Regions from separate parts of the Homo sapiens genome. Here region 2 is linked to region 1. The links are chromatin loops, found by intact Hi-C in ENCODE. Cell type or tissue: MCF 10A. All regions are shown on one strand. Each heading gives the region's core, and the rest is flanking DNA. Links, peaks and the distances in the headings are about the cores only. Region 1 has its middle 220 kb from the start of LINC00993. Region 2 has its middle 150 kb from the start of ZNF248.

Region 1 (8,333 bases), core at 33-8,032:
ATTTTAAACCAAATTCTAGTTATAAAGCATTGAGAAGTTTTAACACATTATGGTATTAATAATATTTAAACATATATTTTAAAAATTTAAACTGGACATTTGCAGAATATCTGAAGCAACTCTGTGGAGTATAATTTATAAACCACTACCCAATAATAATCATAAAATATTCATGAGAAAGGTGTGTGAGTGCTTTAAAAAACTTCCAAATCCCAGTTACTCAGACAAATGAGGTGAGAAGATTGCTTGAACCCGGGAGTTTGAGGCTGCAGTGAGCTATGATCACACCACTGCACTCCAGCCTGAGCAAAAGTGAGAGACCCCTTAAAAAAATAAAAACAGGCCGGGCGCGGGGGTTCATGCCTGTAATCCCAGCACTTTAGGAAGTGGAGGTGGGTGGATCACGAGGTCAGGGGTTCAAGACCAGCCTGACCAACATGGTGAAACCCCATCTCTACTAAAAATACAAAAATTAGCTAGGCGTGGTGACAGGCACTTGTAATCCCAGCTACTCAGGAGGCTGAGGCAGGAGAATTGCTTGAGCCCGGGAGGCAGAGGTTGCAGTGAGCCAAGATCACGCCACTGCACTCCAGCCTGGGCGACAGAGCGAGACTCCATCTCAAATAAAATAAAATAAAATAAAAACAGGCTGGACACAGTGGTTCATACCTGTAATCCTAGCACTTTGGGAGGCAGAGGCAGGCAGACTGCTTAAGCCAGCGAGATCAGCTGGGGCATCATGGCAAAATCACATCTCTACATTAAAAATAAAAATAAAAAATAAAAAATAGCCAAGCATGGTGGATCATGCCTGTGGTTCCAGTTCTTAGGAGACTGAGGTGGTAGTATCACTCGAGCCTGAGAGGTCAAGGCTGCAGTAAGCCATTATCACGCCACTGCACTCTAGCCTGGGTAACAGAGGCACTGTCTCAAGAAAAAAAAAAAAAGCAACAACAACAACAACAACAACAACAACAAACAACAAGCTATTCTAGTGATATTTCTGGTACTGGACTCTGATCCTGGATTAGGATTATGAAATAGGATTTGGAGGGTTATCTCTTATTTTCCTTTAAAATAATGAGATATTATGTACACCTATTTACTGAGTTTTCTCTACCACCCTTGTTTCAGGTATCTACGTCAGGAAATCACTTTAGTTTAACAAAATTACCTCATTTACAGCTTCCTAATATTTGCAGCTCTTATCCCAGTATGACCCCAGTCAAAAATGATTTTTATTTTTCACAAGTGATTTAGAGAATTCCTGGCCTGGCTTAGAGACAGTGGTTCTAAAGAAAAAATAACTTCATTGTTTTATAATTTGTGTCTTAGTAAAATAAGGGCTATTTGTTTTAAAACCATTTCCGTATCTGGTTTTTCAAATTAGCTTTCTTGGTTCTTTTAGTTTTCAGGTCTACAGAGAGATGATTTTGAGCTGGTCACAGTAGGTTTCTTAATTTATTTTTTAATTTATTTTTGAAACAGTCTATATAAATTCTGTTCTGTGAATACTTGTGGTTTTAACATCCAAAGATTCAAATCTGTTCACTCCATAAAGTTCTGACCCTGAAGCTGTCAGGCTGTGCCTAGGAACTGTCTCAGTGCCAATATGCCTCCCTGCACTGAAGCTGTTGGTTTCTAAAAATTCGTTCAGACCAGTTTTAACCTATAGAATGTTAACATCACATAATATGCATTGCAGCATATAGACTCTTGCTCTATCATTTTTCTAAATAGCTCTTTTGGTGTACTTGTTATTCATATCACTTGGATAATGCGCATACACAATTTGGGATCAAGAATTCATTTTAGGGTGCTGTGCCAGCTGTTCTCTTTTAGGCTGTGCTGCCGTCCTTGCTGAACTTTAGAGATGCTTAATAAAAGCAAAGAGGGAAGAACTTGCTGTTTGCTTATGTGAACTCAGGTAGGAGAGAATATTTACCAATGCCAGAAAGACAATTCTTTAATGGACGGTTTTGTGTTTCATTTTAGAATCACAGGAAGCTGATGAGGAAAGCTGGTAGCAGAAGTGGTTGAAAAATGTTCATCTGAGACTTGTTCTAAACTGTCAGAAAATGAGGCACCACAGAAGGCCATTGACTCTTTCTCAGTCAAGGATTTCAAAGAACCTGAATATGATTTTAGCAACATTTCCATCGTGAGGCCATTTTCAATAGAAGCGAAGGATTCCACGGGTATCCTGGCAGCCGTCAGAACAAAACCAGCTCATGGCTGTGTAACTGCAGTCTCAGGCAAGGCCTGCCTTCTAGCCCTCCAGACGCCCTCCAGGACAAGGCAATGACAGAAGGTGACATGGGAGTCACCCTAGAGGCTTCCACAGAAGCTGATCTAAAAGTTGGAAACTCCTGTCTAGAGCCTGTGCCCAGCAGAAGAAGCAAGCTGAGAAAGCCCAAGCCTGTCCCTCTGAGGAAGAAAGCAATTGAAGGAGAGTTCTCAGATGCCGGCACTGCTGTGGAAGGCACACCTCTCCCCAAGGCATCCTACCACTTCAGTCCTGAAGAGGTGGATGAGAACACAAGTCCTTCTTTGTTAGGAAGTGCCGGGTTCCAGAAGTCTCCTCCTGACCTTAAAGAAACTCCCAGCACTACGAAAGCCCTTCCAAGGAAACTTGGCAAGAAACCGGGTAGCAAACTGACTCACAAGATACAAAAAGATGGTATCAGTAAGTAAGCAGGTGTCGAAAAGCCTACAGACACAGTGGCATAAGATGGGCCTCTCTCCCAAGTGTCTTCCAAGCTAGATCCTAGTCAGTGGGATAAGCCCAGCTTCAACCCCTTTGGGAGCCACTCCATTCTGCAGAACTCCCCAACCCTGTCTTCTGAGGGCTTCTACCACTTTGACCCAAATAACTTTGATAAATCCATGGATCCCTTTAAACCAACTGTGACCTTAACAAGCAGTGACTTTTGTTCTCCCACTGGAAATCATGTTAAAGAAATATTAGAATCACCCAAGAAGGCAAAGTCACATTGAATAATGAGTGACAGTGGGTGCTGGGTGTCACGCTCTGTGTCTTCTCTGTGAGTTTGTCAGATGGCTACTTTTGGCTTTGGTGAACTGAATTTACCTTTGAGGTCCACCAAGGTTGATACAAAGCTTATAACATTATCCTATAGTCTTCCCTATTTGGCCTAACTTGTGTAGAATCAGAAATACCATGTGCCATGTTGGTGTGCTGCACCCTAAAACTTAGAGTATTAAAAAAAAAAAAAAGAAAAGAAATACCAGACGTTTCCTTTTCAGATTGTTGTCTTGTTTCTGAATCCTCAGCTTAATGAGGTAAGCTCCTTTCCCTGGGCCTGGAGACGTCTTTATGTTTAAAAAAAATAAAGAGTGGCATAAGATAGGTAGGTAGAGATTCGACGGTTTTCAGAAATCCTGGCGAGGCTGTCAGGAGTCACATTATAGACAGAATTCAAATGTCAGTGCTGGCCACTGTCTTCAGATTCTTTATGGAAAAAACAGAAATTCCAGTCCTATAAATTACCTATGTAGTATCAATAACGTGTAGAAAATGGCTCAAAAGGGTCTTGTAGAAAGTCTTTTTACATAAACAGAAAACTGTGATCTTTTGTTGGAAACAAATCTACCACTAAAATTTGGTGAGCATTCTTGTTTCCATATGTAGTTTCTAACTCATCAGCAAGGAGGTAAATTTCCAATTAGAATCAAGAATATTTTAAATGATCAGATAAAACTGAGTAAATTAGTTGGTTTAATCAGTCCCCCCATCTCTCATCTCTCCTGGGAAATCATCTGACTTTTGCAAGGTCCTTGGAGTTTTCAGCGTAATCACTTAAGGTCACATTCTATATCAAGTTTCAGTTTAACTTTGCTACAGGATTAGTTTATCACAAAACTTTAGTTGAGTACATTATAATACAGTCATACATCGCTTAGCCACAGGGTAGTTCTGAGAAATGCATCCTTAGGTGATTTTTTTGTGTGAACATCATAAAGTCAACTTACACAAACTTAGGTGATGTAGACTATTACACACCTAGGCTAAATGGTACAACCTATTGCTCCTGGGCTACAAACCTGTACATCACATTATTGTACTGAATACTATAGGTGTTAGGTGTGATGCCTCACACTTATAATACCAACATTTTGGGAGGCTAAGGTGGGAGGATCCCTTGAGGCCAGGAGTTTGAGACCAGCCTGGTCAACATAGTGAGATGCCCCCCGCTGCCAAAACACACCTCCTGTCTCTTAAGTTTTTTAAAAAAAATAGCTGGGAGTGGTGGTGCATGCCTGTAGTCCCAGCTACTCAGGAGGCTGAGGCAGGAGGATTGCTTGAGCCTAAGAGGTTGAGTCTGCAGTGACCCATGATTTTGCCATTGTACTGCAGCCTGGCTGGCAGAACAAAACCCTGTCTAAAAACAAACAAAACAAAACAAACAAACAAACAAAAAAACAAGAAAACAAACTACTGTGGGCAATTGTAACACAGTCGTAAGCATTTGTGTATCTAAACATATCTAAGCATAGAAAAGGTACAGTAAAAATATGGTATAAAAGATAAAAAATAATACACCTGTAGAGGGCGCTTACCATGAATGGAACTTGCAGGACTGGAAGTTGCTCTGAGTGAGTCAATGAGTGAGTGGTGAGTGAATGTGAAGGCCTAGGACATTCCTGTACACTACTGTAGCTTGTATAAACACTGTATCCTTCAGGTACACTAAATTTATTTTTAAAAACTCTTCCTTCTATAGTAAATTAAATTTACTCTTTTACTTTATCAACTTTTGAACTTTTAAAGAAGCTTTGACTCTTTTGTAATAGTAATTAGCTTAAAAAACAAACACATGGAACAGCTATACACAATATTTTATTTCTTTATATCCCTAGTTCATAAGTTTTCTTTGTTTAAAATTACTTATTTGTTTACTTTTTAAACTTTTTTGTTAAAAACTAAGGCACAGACACACAAATTGCCTAGGCTTACACAGGGTCAGGATTGTCAGGACATCACTAGGCAATAGTTTTTCTGCTCCATTATAACCCTACGGGACCACCACATGACCGAAAGTTTATTACGTGGCACATGACTGTACTTCCTTTTGCGGCCCTGTGACATTTTGCTAAAACGTTTCAGTAAAATGTAGATATAAAGAAGGACCAAGGAGTTGCAGCATGAAGTATGGAAAAGGAGTGCAAGAAGCACTGTGTTTGTAGTTGTCACTATAGATCAGTTGGGGAAATGCTTCTCAGTGTTGCTATGACTTAAAGAAAAACTCCAGATGCCATGGTGAGTTACAGCAGAAAGGAAGACACCCAGAAGTTTAAAGAGCAGAAGGATGGACTAAAGTACCAAGAAAATAGAGCGATGTAGGAGTCAGTTCTTCAGCAGCCCCAGAACGTCTAAGGGGAGTGAAATGTCATTAGTAACTCTGGATCTGTTCTTTGATTATATATCAGCAGTTAAATGGTTGTTGAAAAATATTATTGACTTGGTGCCCTCTTTTGTGGCTTTTAAGGTTATTTAGTTCTCTCTAGACAGTAGTTGGGGTATGTACTGGGCACATCACTGCCTAGTTACTTCCTCCTCTAAATGTGAGATGTTTCAGCCTACTGAAGTCGATAAGGAGTCGTTTGTGAGCCTTTCAGTTGCATGCAAGCAGTGCATTCATGTCAAATAAGATGAAATCTGGGCCAAAGAGAGGGTAATTCATTCTACACTTTATAATCAGTAGCAAGAAATACCATCTTTCGAGTCCTACCACCCTCACCTGGTAGGTAGCCTTTTTCCCCTATTCTGTTTTTGTCAAATGAACTTCTTGATCTAATACACTTAATAGGTTTTTTTAAAGGTCCTTATGCAACCAAAAATCTTGTTTTCTTGTTCTTTATACAAGAAAGCAGTGCTAGACCTCTTGGAAGTTTACTTTTCATCTACAAATTTGAATTTGCGGCATTTCTGAGTGTTTCTACCAGTCTCTCTTATGGTTGAGGTCTGTTAATCATTCACTCACTAGTGATAACATTCATGAATATGACATTTTAAATTAGTATCTCACCTCATAGAAAGAATTGTGCAGCTTTTACATCTGCAAGACTGGAGTTGAATATTCCAGTCTTTACATGATTTTTTTCTCCCTCTGTGTCTTTCCTGTCTCTTAATTTTGTTGGTGCATCGGGATTATTAAACAAGTGAAATTTCTCTGTTTTCTGTTGTAAGTACTCCTGCTGTTTCTGTTTGTCCCTGGGACCATTGGCAGTTTTCTCTCCCATCCTCCCTGAGCCATCTCTCCATAGCATGGTTTGCTTCTGAGTTTGATCTTTTGATGATTTTTTGTATTTCACTGGCCACTTCATGAGTTAGCTAAGCTTTGTAGGTGTCCGCACCTCAGGGAGTGGGGCTTGGCCTTTACACCTTAGGTGTGAGAACTTGCACTCCCTAGCCTGGCAAGTGTCACGTGGTGCTTTGACAATACCAAGAGCTGGCTTGGCCTCAAGCAGTGGTTTGAGGGACTGTTCTGCTATTTAATATTGGAAATCATTGACTTTTGGTAAGATAAAGCTACTGGCTTGGAACAGTTAATTTTACTGAGTCAGCTCAACTTGAGTTTGGTGGCAGAGGGTGGCACTCAGTAGGAAAACTAGGGAAAGAAGATCATGAAGTAATGATTATGCACATTCTGGTAACTTATGTGGTTGTCTTTTTATTTTTTCTTGCAAAAGAAAGAAGTTGCAAATTTTTTTTCTTTTTTTGGTCACGGTGTTTTTACTGAAAATTCTAAGTTTATTAAAACAGAACAGAATCTCAATTAGTCCTGTAATCACAAATTTTGTGCTAGTCTACAAATAACAGGTGGTTCAAGCTTTCCCCAGCTTCAGGCTTGGTGTAATATGTGGCATTCATCTTCCATCTTACTACTTAATAGGAATGGTAACCGTTTACTCACATATTTTTATTTTTACACTTTTTATTGACCACAGTTCTTGTCTGTGAACACACAAGTCTAACTGGAACTGTTTTATGAGACTTCTGTGGCTTTTGGTGAAATAAAGAATTTTTAAAGAAACCAGTCCAGCGTGATGATTTTTCTAATGAATGTCAAAGCCAAGCAAGGGAGGCTCAGAGGAACTGAATGTCTCCAGCTGCTAAGGCTCTACTGTCTGAAAAGCTTTTGGTGGTGTGTAATTAAAAACCATAGACATCAGAGTGCTAGTGTTTGAAAACTCACAGAAGCAAGCAAGGGGGTCTTTTCAGAGAATGAGCCCCGCTCTAGGTCTTTGCTTACCTCTTCTCTCCAGAGAAAACTCAGAGGCATAAAAGGTGTCCCTGCCTCTCTCACAGGTAGATGTATGGTGTGTGTGGTGCTGTACGCTTTGGCTTCTATCTGCACACACTGCTCTCTGTCCCATTTCATACCTTGACAGTTGTCAGTGTGGTTCCAAATTAGCTTTTTTATGTTTCTTCTCTTGCCAGGAGTGGCTTTAAGGTGAAGAAGCATGAAACTCAGTCTCTTGCCTGGGTGCATGTTCTCAGGTGAGTCTGTGCTCATCCCCAGAATGTCTCTTAGACCAGGGGTCCCCCAGCGGGAGTGGATCATAAGGACTTTCCAATGAGTGCCTGAGAAACCAATTTCCAGATCCTCACTGTCCCTGAAGAAAAGGCGCCTGAAGAAAAGGGAACCCTTTCACAATGACTCTCTCTCTCTCTTTGTCTCCATTTTTTTTTTTTTGTAAAACTCTCACTAAAAGCTACAAAGATGCATCACCACAGGGTGTGAAAGTCTCCAGGGCACCAAAGGGAAGATCTGAAATATTGGTATAGGTTCTAAGAAGATAATTGACTCTAATAACTGAAAGATATTTTTCTTAAGTCAGATGGTTTCCCAATTCATTGGTTTCGACAAAATAAGAAGACCTGAGTTGTTAGCTGATAGATCTAAAAATAATCTTTGATGATAGAATTTTTGGGCACATGACTTGGAAAGGGGTTCAAAGAATTGAAAGTCCTTCTGTTACAGAACTACCTTCTGTTTCATCTATCGTTTATATAAATAAGGTTTCTTAATAATTATAATTATAAAAATAGAAATCATGAATAAAATTGACATTGACCTCTGTTACATTCTAGCAATAAACAGTATGCATCCATGACCATATGAACTAATTGCAAAACACACATAAACCAAAACCCAAGCCCATCTGATTGCAACGAGATCCTTTTGTTCTTTTTAAAACTTTATGTCAGTATGCTTATGATTTTAGAAATACATTCATATTGGCTAATAGAATTCAATTTTAACATAACTTATTCTGTACAATTTGGACCAGAAATTTGGTATATG
Region 2 (8,333 bases), core at 85-8,084, 180 kb after region 1:
GATGGTGAGGCCATCAGGGATGGGGCAAGCTGTAGAGGGTGCTGTGAGGGGCTTTGGCAGTGGAGACTTGAGCTTTCTGAGTCTAATGGAAGAAAGAGAAATTAGAGAGAAGGGCCGCAAGGGGTACCGACCTGGGCCGGGCTCCAGCACCTGATTCCTGTAGGGGCTATGAAGGCCTGAGGTGAGGATCTGTCTCTGAATTTCAGGGGAATTTCTCTGCTGTGGCCAAAGCAGCCTGAAGCTAGGCCAGGAGCTTTGTCTCCTCACTGCCTTTTCTGGAGTGCCCCATGGGGGTTAATGCAGGAGGAAGACCTGGTTGATTTCAGGTGTGCCAGGGGGTCCTCGGGGAGAATTCTTGGTGAAGAGCCTGCACCCCTGAACCATCTTGAACTGTCAGTGCCCTCAATGAGCTTTTGTATGAATTGGAAAGAGACGGTGACCCTGAGTCAGGGTACACCAGAGTCCAGGCCTGGGGCTGGTCCCTGGAGGGATCACAGCCCCCCTCTCACAGGGCATGACCCACATACCTGCGTGCTGTGCCCCTGGACCTTTGGGCCCCATGGGGTTACCAAGCAAGCACTGGCTCCCAGCCTTGTGACTGCAACATGGCCAGGAGCACAGTGCCAGTGGCCCCAGAGAAAAGACACAGGAGGCCCCAAACTTTTGCTGGGCTTCCCACCTCCCAGGAGAGGGGTGGCCCTTGGCAACTGCACCTTTCTTTTTCCCTGGGAGGATCTGCAGCTGTGGGGAAGCCCCCAAGCCCTTGCTAGACTGCTCGGGTTTCCTGCAGGATCAGGGCCAAGCTAGTCTGAGGGAGGGAGGTGGCAGGTGCCCCAGACTCAGTGTGCTCTGTGGTCTCAGTGGCTGTGGCCTTCCTGCATGTGTACCTGTTGGTGGAATGGCACTGGCATGCTCCTCATCTGCTTGCCCACACCATCACAGCCCTGATGATTAATTCCATAATTAGCTAGAAGCCGCATGTTGTTGCTCAGGATGAATTTGGTCTAAAAATATTTTCTTATGAAAAACACAGCAGAACCTAAAAATATCTCCTCCACAGTTGCCCAGAGAAGCCTCCTCCTTGGACCACCCCAAGCCACCACTAGCTGTAACTCAGTTTCTTGGAGAGTCTCGAATGCAGCGGCAGAGGGCTGGCCAGGCACTGCTTCCTGCCAGGGCAGAGTGAGTTGGGCACCAAGCCTGTCCCTGGCATTGCCAGTTCCCACAGGCTCCCAATGCCCACAGTAGGTCAGAGGCTGCTGGGGCTGCCTGGGAGGTTCCCGCATGCACACAGGATGCATGCCAGCCTGACTTCAGGGAGACTGGGGCAGGGCCACAGGGGAGGCACAGACCTCGTGGGGTGAGGTCCTGGAAAGGGCTTCCTCACCCTGGTGAGCCATCAGGGAAGGCCCACAAAGGACCAGTGCTGACCTGAGTGGGACCCTGCACAGGCAGAACTCCCTGCTGACCTGTTCAGGGGAGCAATGGAGGCTGGAGGAAGATGCTGGCCCTGCTCTAGAGCCTCTAAGCTGAGCATTGCTGTGGCTGAGGTCCGGGTACCTGGTGTCATCCTTGTGTAGGGCTTGGCTGGCTGACTGCATGTCTTGTGGCTGGTGGGACAGACATGAGCAGGGACATGGAGCACCTGTGTCTTCCAGGCTTTTGCACGCAAAAGCAACCACCCTACTCTGGCACACAGTTCTGCCTGGGTGGGTTAGTCACAGGGGTCAAGAACTTACCATCTTGCCCTTCTCCTCTTCCCTTATGATGTCCTTAAATGGGGGCCACCATCTCCTGCTTCAGAGGCTCTGCCTTGGTTTCAGGAGAGGACCCTGTCCACCTGGCCTGTCTGTGCACCTTCTATCCCATCTCTGGGGTAGATGATGAACGCTTGGTGCCTCCACTCCCTGCTGGCCCAATGGAGCCCTGGAGCACATTTCCAGGCCCTTCTCTCTGGTCCCAGGTGGGTGGCTCAGGCCCAGAGAGGGTGGTCTCTCTGGATGACACAGAGAAGTGGGGGTGCAGCTGAGATAGGCACTGCCTTCTCCTAAGCCAGCCCAGGTGCATGGATGGAGCAGGTGGGGGCTCCCTGCAGCTCCCCTCAGCCCTGAATCTCAGGCCCAGGGTGGTGTGGCAGGGATTTGGACTGAGTGTGGCTTGCAGAGGGCAAACCCACCTGGGGCCAAAATTTGTTAACCCCAAGCTTAAATAATAAAGGCATTAACAATCTAATATCCAGAGAATGAAGAGGTGGGTGGCTCCAGGTGCCTGTTACAGTTAAACCCCTGTGAGGCCTGGCTCCTGTCTCTACAGTCCCCTCACCTTCCTTCATGCTTCAAAGATGGCTGCTGCAGCCCCAAGCATCACATGTATCACAAAGGGAAGAGATGGCACCAGCAAAATGTCTTCTTCCACCTCCCTCATTTTTCAGAAAGCCAAAGCCTTCTTGCCAATAGCTTCTCCTCATCTTGACTGAACTGTGACCACTGTGGTCACGTGGCCACTCTTAACTGCTAGAGTGTCTAGTGAAGCTAGTGTCTGACAAAGGAGAGCCCAGCTGCTATAACTGGACTGGACCAAACAGAATTGCAGCCTCTGAAGTGGAGCACATTGCAACCCCAAACTAAAGCAGGTGCTGAGGGCAAGAAGAGGTTGGGAGAATGTTTGCCACAGGAGGGAACTTCATCCTTGTGATCTGGGGAGGGGCAAAATCTGAGGGTCAGAGAAGGGGAGAGGCTCTCCCTTCCCTGCAACCCCACTTTTCCATCTCTGATAAATAATGTGTAGGTGTCGTTCCCTGGAGCAGATCTATAACTCACTGAGGGTACCTTCCAAGCTGGTTCTGCGTTAAATACACAAATCTTACCGCAGCCTTTCTGCCAATCAGGCATCCATGCTCTGCTAGGTCCCTGTTGAAAGGGAACTCATCACATGCCAGGCAGCCCATTTCTTCTGGAGGCTTCTCTGACAGGAACCACATCCTTATTTTGAGCTACACTGGGCTTCCCTTGGCTTCTAGTCATTAACCCTAGTTCTACTTTCCTGCATGTTTTTTTTTTCAGCAACTTTCTGTGAATCTATTATTTCAAAACACAAAATTAAAAATAAGGTAAGGAGAAAGATGAAAGTGCCTGAATTGTACTTCTAGAGATGAACATTACAATGTCTGAGATAAATAGTACACTTGATGGCATGACCGGCACATTAGACATTACAAAGGAGCTTGGTGGACTAGAGACATTGCCATAAGGACTACCCAAAATGAACTACACAAGGAATTAGGAATACAAATGAATGAAAAGGGCATCAGCAAATTGAGGGAAAATCTTCAAGTAGCCTAATATATGTTGGAATTGTAGTGACCAAAGGAGTGTGGGAACAGAAAAAAATATTTGAAGAAATAGTGGTTGAAGAGTGTCCAAACTGGATGAACACTTTAAACTCTAGTGCAAGCACAGCCAACCACAAGCACAAGCACAAGAAGCAGGAAGAAAACCAAGGTGCAATCATGATCAAATTGCTTAAAACCAGCAACAAAGAAACATCTTCAAAGCAGCCAGAAAAACAAGGAAACATTTCATCAAGAGGACCAAAGATCATGAAGATAAGAGATTTTTCACCAGAAACAATGCAGGCGAGAAGTCAGTGGAGAGACATCATTTAAGCACTGACTGGACAAAACTGTCATCAGAGGATTGCACACCCAGCAAAAATACATTTCAAATATGAAGATGAAATTGAGGCTTCTTCAGACATATGGAAGCTGAAATCATCACCAGCAGATCTTGTCTGCAAGAAATGTTAAAAGAAGTCCATCAGGTAAAGTGATACTGGATGGAGATCTAGATGTACAAACAGGAATGAAAATCACTACGGGTGGGAACTACATAGGTAAATTTATTATTTAGGTCTCTTTAAAAGAAAATTGATTCTTTTGAAAAACAGTAACAATGTATATTGGGGTCTGTGATAGGTAAAAGTGAAGTGTGACAATAGCATTGGCAACAATAGCATAAACGCAGGGAGAAGAGTGGAGGAAGTATCTCACTATAAAAATCTCAGGCTCTGCTAAAGTCCTGTGATGCCAAGATTGCTTGAAGGGACTGTGATCAGTTAAAGACCCACACTATAGCACTTAAAGCAAACACTAAAATAACAAAACAAAGAGTTATAGCTAACGAATCAAAATAAATGCTAAAATGTAATCACAAATACTTGATTAATGCAAAAAGAAGACAGAAAAAGAGGAAAAAGAACACGAAAACCAGACATTATTCTGCACTGGGAACAGCCCCAGGAGGAGCTCTATTGATGCACTCCCAGCAAAATAAACATGACAGATAAAAATCATTTTTTAAAATCCAAAAATTTAAAGCTCAAAGCCTCTTAAAATTATCCTGAGGCATATAGCAGATGAAGAAACACTTATTCAAGAAAATATACTGAAACTTGGCAAGACCATGAGAATCTGTAGCATTTGAGCCACAGCCTGCTCCCTCACTCCATACCCTGTCTCCAGCTCCATCTGCTGGAAACATCCCTCTTGGTAGTGGCCAAGAAAATGAGGCTCCCTTACCCTTCAATTCCTAGTCAAAAGATACGGTACATGGCAGACAGAACAATGGTCCCCCAAACATATCAGGTCCTAATCCCTGGAACTTGTAAACATTACCTTGTAAGGATAAAGGGTCTTTGCAGGTGTGGTTAAGTCAAGAACCTTAAGATGAAGAGCTCATCTTGGATTATCTGAGTGGGCCTTAAATGCCATCACAGATGCCCTTATAAGAAAGAGGCAGAGGGAGATTTAACACAGAACAGAAGAAGACGAGTCAGTGTGACCACAGAGGCAAAGATTGGGTGCAGCTGCCACAAGCAGAGGAAGGTTGGCAGCTGCCAGAAGGCAGAAGAGGCAAGGAATGGATCCTGCCCCAGAGCAACCAGGGGGACTGCAGCCCTGCCAGCACCTCAATTTCAGTCCTGTAGTGTTGATTGCAGACTTCTGGCCTCCAGAACTATGGCAAGATAGATTTCTGTTTTAAGACCCCAAGTGTGTGATTCTTTCTTACACTAGCCATGGAAACGAATGCATTGTATCTCCCTGGGAGGGGCAGGCCACCAAGACTCATCATCCCCTCCAACTCTGTGTGGTAAAGTCCAGACAGAGAGTGCTGCTGAGAAGTAGGGGCTCTTTTTTTCTACTTCCTGAATCATGGGTGGAGGCTCTACCCCAGGTTCAGTGGGCTGAGAATATGGAGGCTCTGACTACTCTCACCCAGCTCACTCACAGGGTATAGGTTGCACTCCAGTCAAGTCAAGTGGAAAAGATCAGAGGCTTCCACTCCCATCCAGTGGCAAGAGGAGTGTGTAGCTGTTTTTCTCAGGAGTAAAGGCTACTCATGAGAACACAGAGTTCCAAACTCCAAAGTTCTCCCCTGAAGACGGAGGTTATTTGAAATAGTGTGGGCAAATTCATGTCTAAGGGCTATCTCAAAAACAACGGAGATTTTAGCAGGCAAAGAGGAGGCTGATCACTCTGTAAGCAACAAGTCAACATTAGGCCAGCAAGTTTACCAGGAAGAACCAAGAAAAGAGCCCTACTGGGACTAGAAAAAAATCCAAATATTATCCCTGTCTAAAACTAATTTTATCAGACTAGAGAAATTCATGCCCCAGGACATTATCAAAATTGTTTATGCTTTTTGTTTCTGAGGCACTTGTTGGTCCTAAAGATAATTGTACATAGTCTCTTCTAAAAGCTTTATATTTCTTTTACATGTAGATACTTCATCCACTTGGAATTGATGTTTGTAAATGGTATGAAGTGGGCATATAATTTTAGTTTTTTCCACATGGATTTGCAGTCTTCTAAGGACCACTGATTAGAAAACTCAGCCTGTTCCTCACTGATCATGCACACATGTGGTATATAGATTATGAGGATTGTTTCTGGGCTATGAATTCTATTCCTTGGTTTACATGTGTGGTTATTTTTTTCTGTAAGCATTTCATTTTACCTTGGAGTATTATTTGTGGGTTCCTGCAGGGATTTGTCTTCCATCTTTCAGGTACCTGGGACCACCACCACTCTGTCTCATTGAAAATTGAACTTCCATCTTGAGGTTTTCAGACCACCTAGATCTTATGAATTCAGGCTGAAAATCTACATGGAGACCACCGGCTTCCGTTGATAAATTCTCAGCAGGGTTTTTCACCTCTCTCCTCTCAGCACTGAGGTTCAAATGGCTGGTTTTCTGTTATACCCTTGGGAGAGGCAGATTTATTTCCAGTTGCCCCTCACTTTGAACAGATAGCTGATTGGGGTCTCAGCTCTGTGGGGATTTCCTGTAGAAATCTGGGCCTGCCATGGGTTTCGACTTCTGCCCTCTGCCCACCAGGAAGTCATGAAACTGGAAGTTCAACTTCCCGTTGCTGGCAAATTCCCTCAGGCCACGCACTGGTGTCAGGCCTTGGCTTGCCTTTTGGGTGGCTGTAGTCGCTAAATGTTTGGATTTGAGAAGTTCTTGCTTTTTGGCTAAATCCTTAATACATGTTAAAAGGATTATTTATAAAATTTTGTCCAGGTTTTCAGTTGTTTTCAGTGCAAGAGCTGATCCAGGTACCTAGCTCACCATGTTATCAAAAAGTGTCCAGTACAACCCAATGTTTAAGTTTCCAAATTGCATAATTTTAAAATTATGAAGTGTGTTTTGTCTTTAGGGTTTTGGAAGATCTGAGAGATCTGTCTTATCCCCAGAGGTAACTGATGTCCCTTCTTTCCTACTCCTGTCCCTGTTACCTGACTCCACTAGTAGCATGTACTTTAACATACATAACGTGTGACCTGCTGGTGCCAGAGTAGGGTTCACTTCACTTCCACAATGGCCTGTGCAGGGGCAGGGAGTCCTGGAGCCCTCTGTGTCCCACACCCCAGTTTTGACTTTATTTGGGTCATGAGCCTCTTTAAGAATCTGATGAGGCCAGCTGCAGTGGCTCATACCTATAACTCCAGCACTTTGGGAGGCTGAGGTGGGAGGATCACTTGAGCCCAGGAGTTCAAGACCAGCCTGGGCAAACATAGGGAGACCCTGTCTCTACAAAAACAAATGTTTTAAATTAGCCAGGTATGGTGGCATGTGCCTGTAATCCCAGCTACTCAGGAGGCTGAGGTAGGAGGATCACTTGAGCCCAGGAGGTTGAGGCTGCAGTGAGCCGTGACTGCACCACTGCATTCCAGCCTAGGTGACAGAGTGAGATTCTGTCTCCAAAACAAAACAAAACGAATTCTGATGAAAGCTAGACAAGGACGTACAGACCACACACAGCAGACAAAGTTTCTGTTGGATACACCTTCAGAAGGCCTGTGGATCCCTGCTGTAGGATCCCCTAATTCTAAGACTCCCCTACCCCTCTCTACAGCACTTCCCTGCATTTGCTGATGGCAGGACAGAAGGCAGCAGCAGCTAGCACAGGCCAGCCTGCTCAGCTGTGGTTGCTCTGCTGCGAACCCGCTGTGCCTGTGTCACATACCAAGGGCATGACTAAGGGCTACTGATGCAGAGTCAGAAGTGGTCCAACCCTGGTCCCCATCTCCTCCCAGTCTCCTCTGAGCCTTAGCAGAGACTGACCAAGTAGTGAGGTCTCTGGCAGACATCTGGACCTGCAAGCTATCCAGAACATTGTCCTTAGCAGTGGTGAGATGGTCAGGTCAGCGCCTGGGTCCTTCCCAGCTCAGGCATGCTTTTTGCCAGGATAGGAGCTTCTCAGGCCAGGGCCTCTCTTGCCAGTGCAGGCAGTCATGCCTGGCACCCAGTCCAGCAGGCGCGGAGGGGACTGCAGGCCACAGCTGTTCAAGTGGGGGCCTCCTCTCTGCCCTGCGAGGCCCTCTTGGCCTTGATGAGATCACTCGGGGGCCTTCTATCTTTGGGACCCCAGAGATAGGGACAGGGAACTGGGAGCAAAAGCAGCCACATGTGCTTGGGCAGTGCCTGCAGGTGCCAGAGGAGCAGACAGGACCAGGTAGGGGACTGCAGCCCAGGACAAGCCAGTGGGGCTTCAGCACCTCATCCTGTCCCACCAGTGCCTCACTGCTGGGAAAACAGCCACCCTTGACCACTTGCCCACCGGCCCCTCCTGCAGAAGACACTCCCAGAAAAAACTGCTAGAATTTTATCAGGGCTAATAGAAGTTGCTGGCTGTCTCCAAAGCACACTCAGCTGTCCTTGGGAACTCAGCCAGCCCCACACATAGAAGGGACAAGGCCCACAGTGCACAGGCTCAGCTCTACAGCACAGGGCTTCTGTCCTGAGGTCCCCTAAGCCTCCTTCCAGCATGCC

Evidence for each region. A loop is a pair of places that touch in the nucleus more often than their neighbours do. Peaks named below come from ENCODE experiments on the same cell type or tissue, not always from the same donor. Only the 100,000 strongest peaks of a DNase experiment are listed, where the experiment ranks them.
Region 2: it touches region 1 in a loop (8-fold over the local background); 3 of 110 quality-filtered maps call a loop at or near these places.

What each region holds. Positions count from the first base shown.
Region 1 is chr10:37,521,016-37,529,348 of GRCh38, forward strand. It overlaps the pseudogene TACC1P1. Among named protein-coding and RNA genes, the nearest start is that of LINC00993, 220 kb to the left of the region's middle. In MCF 10A, for the core only: a CTCF peak has its summit at 4,544 (motif pointing right); no DNase peak of the experiment used is centred there.
Region 2 is chr10:37,703,508-37,711,840 of GRCh38, forward strand. No RefSeq gene overlaps it. Among named protein-coding and RNA genes, the nearest start is that of ZNF248, 150 kb to the right of the region's middle. In MCF 10A, for the core only: no CTCF peak of the experiment used is centred there; no DNase peak of the experiment used is centred there.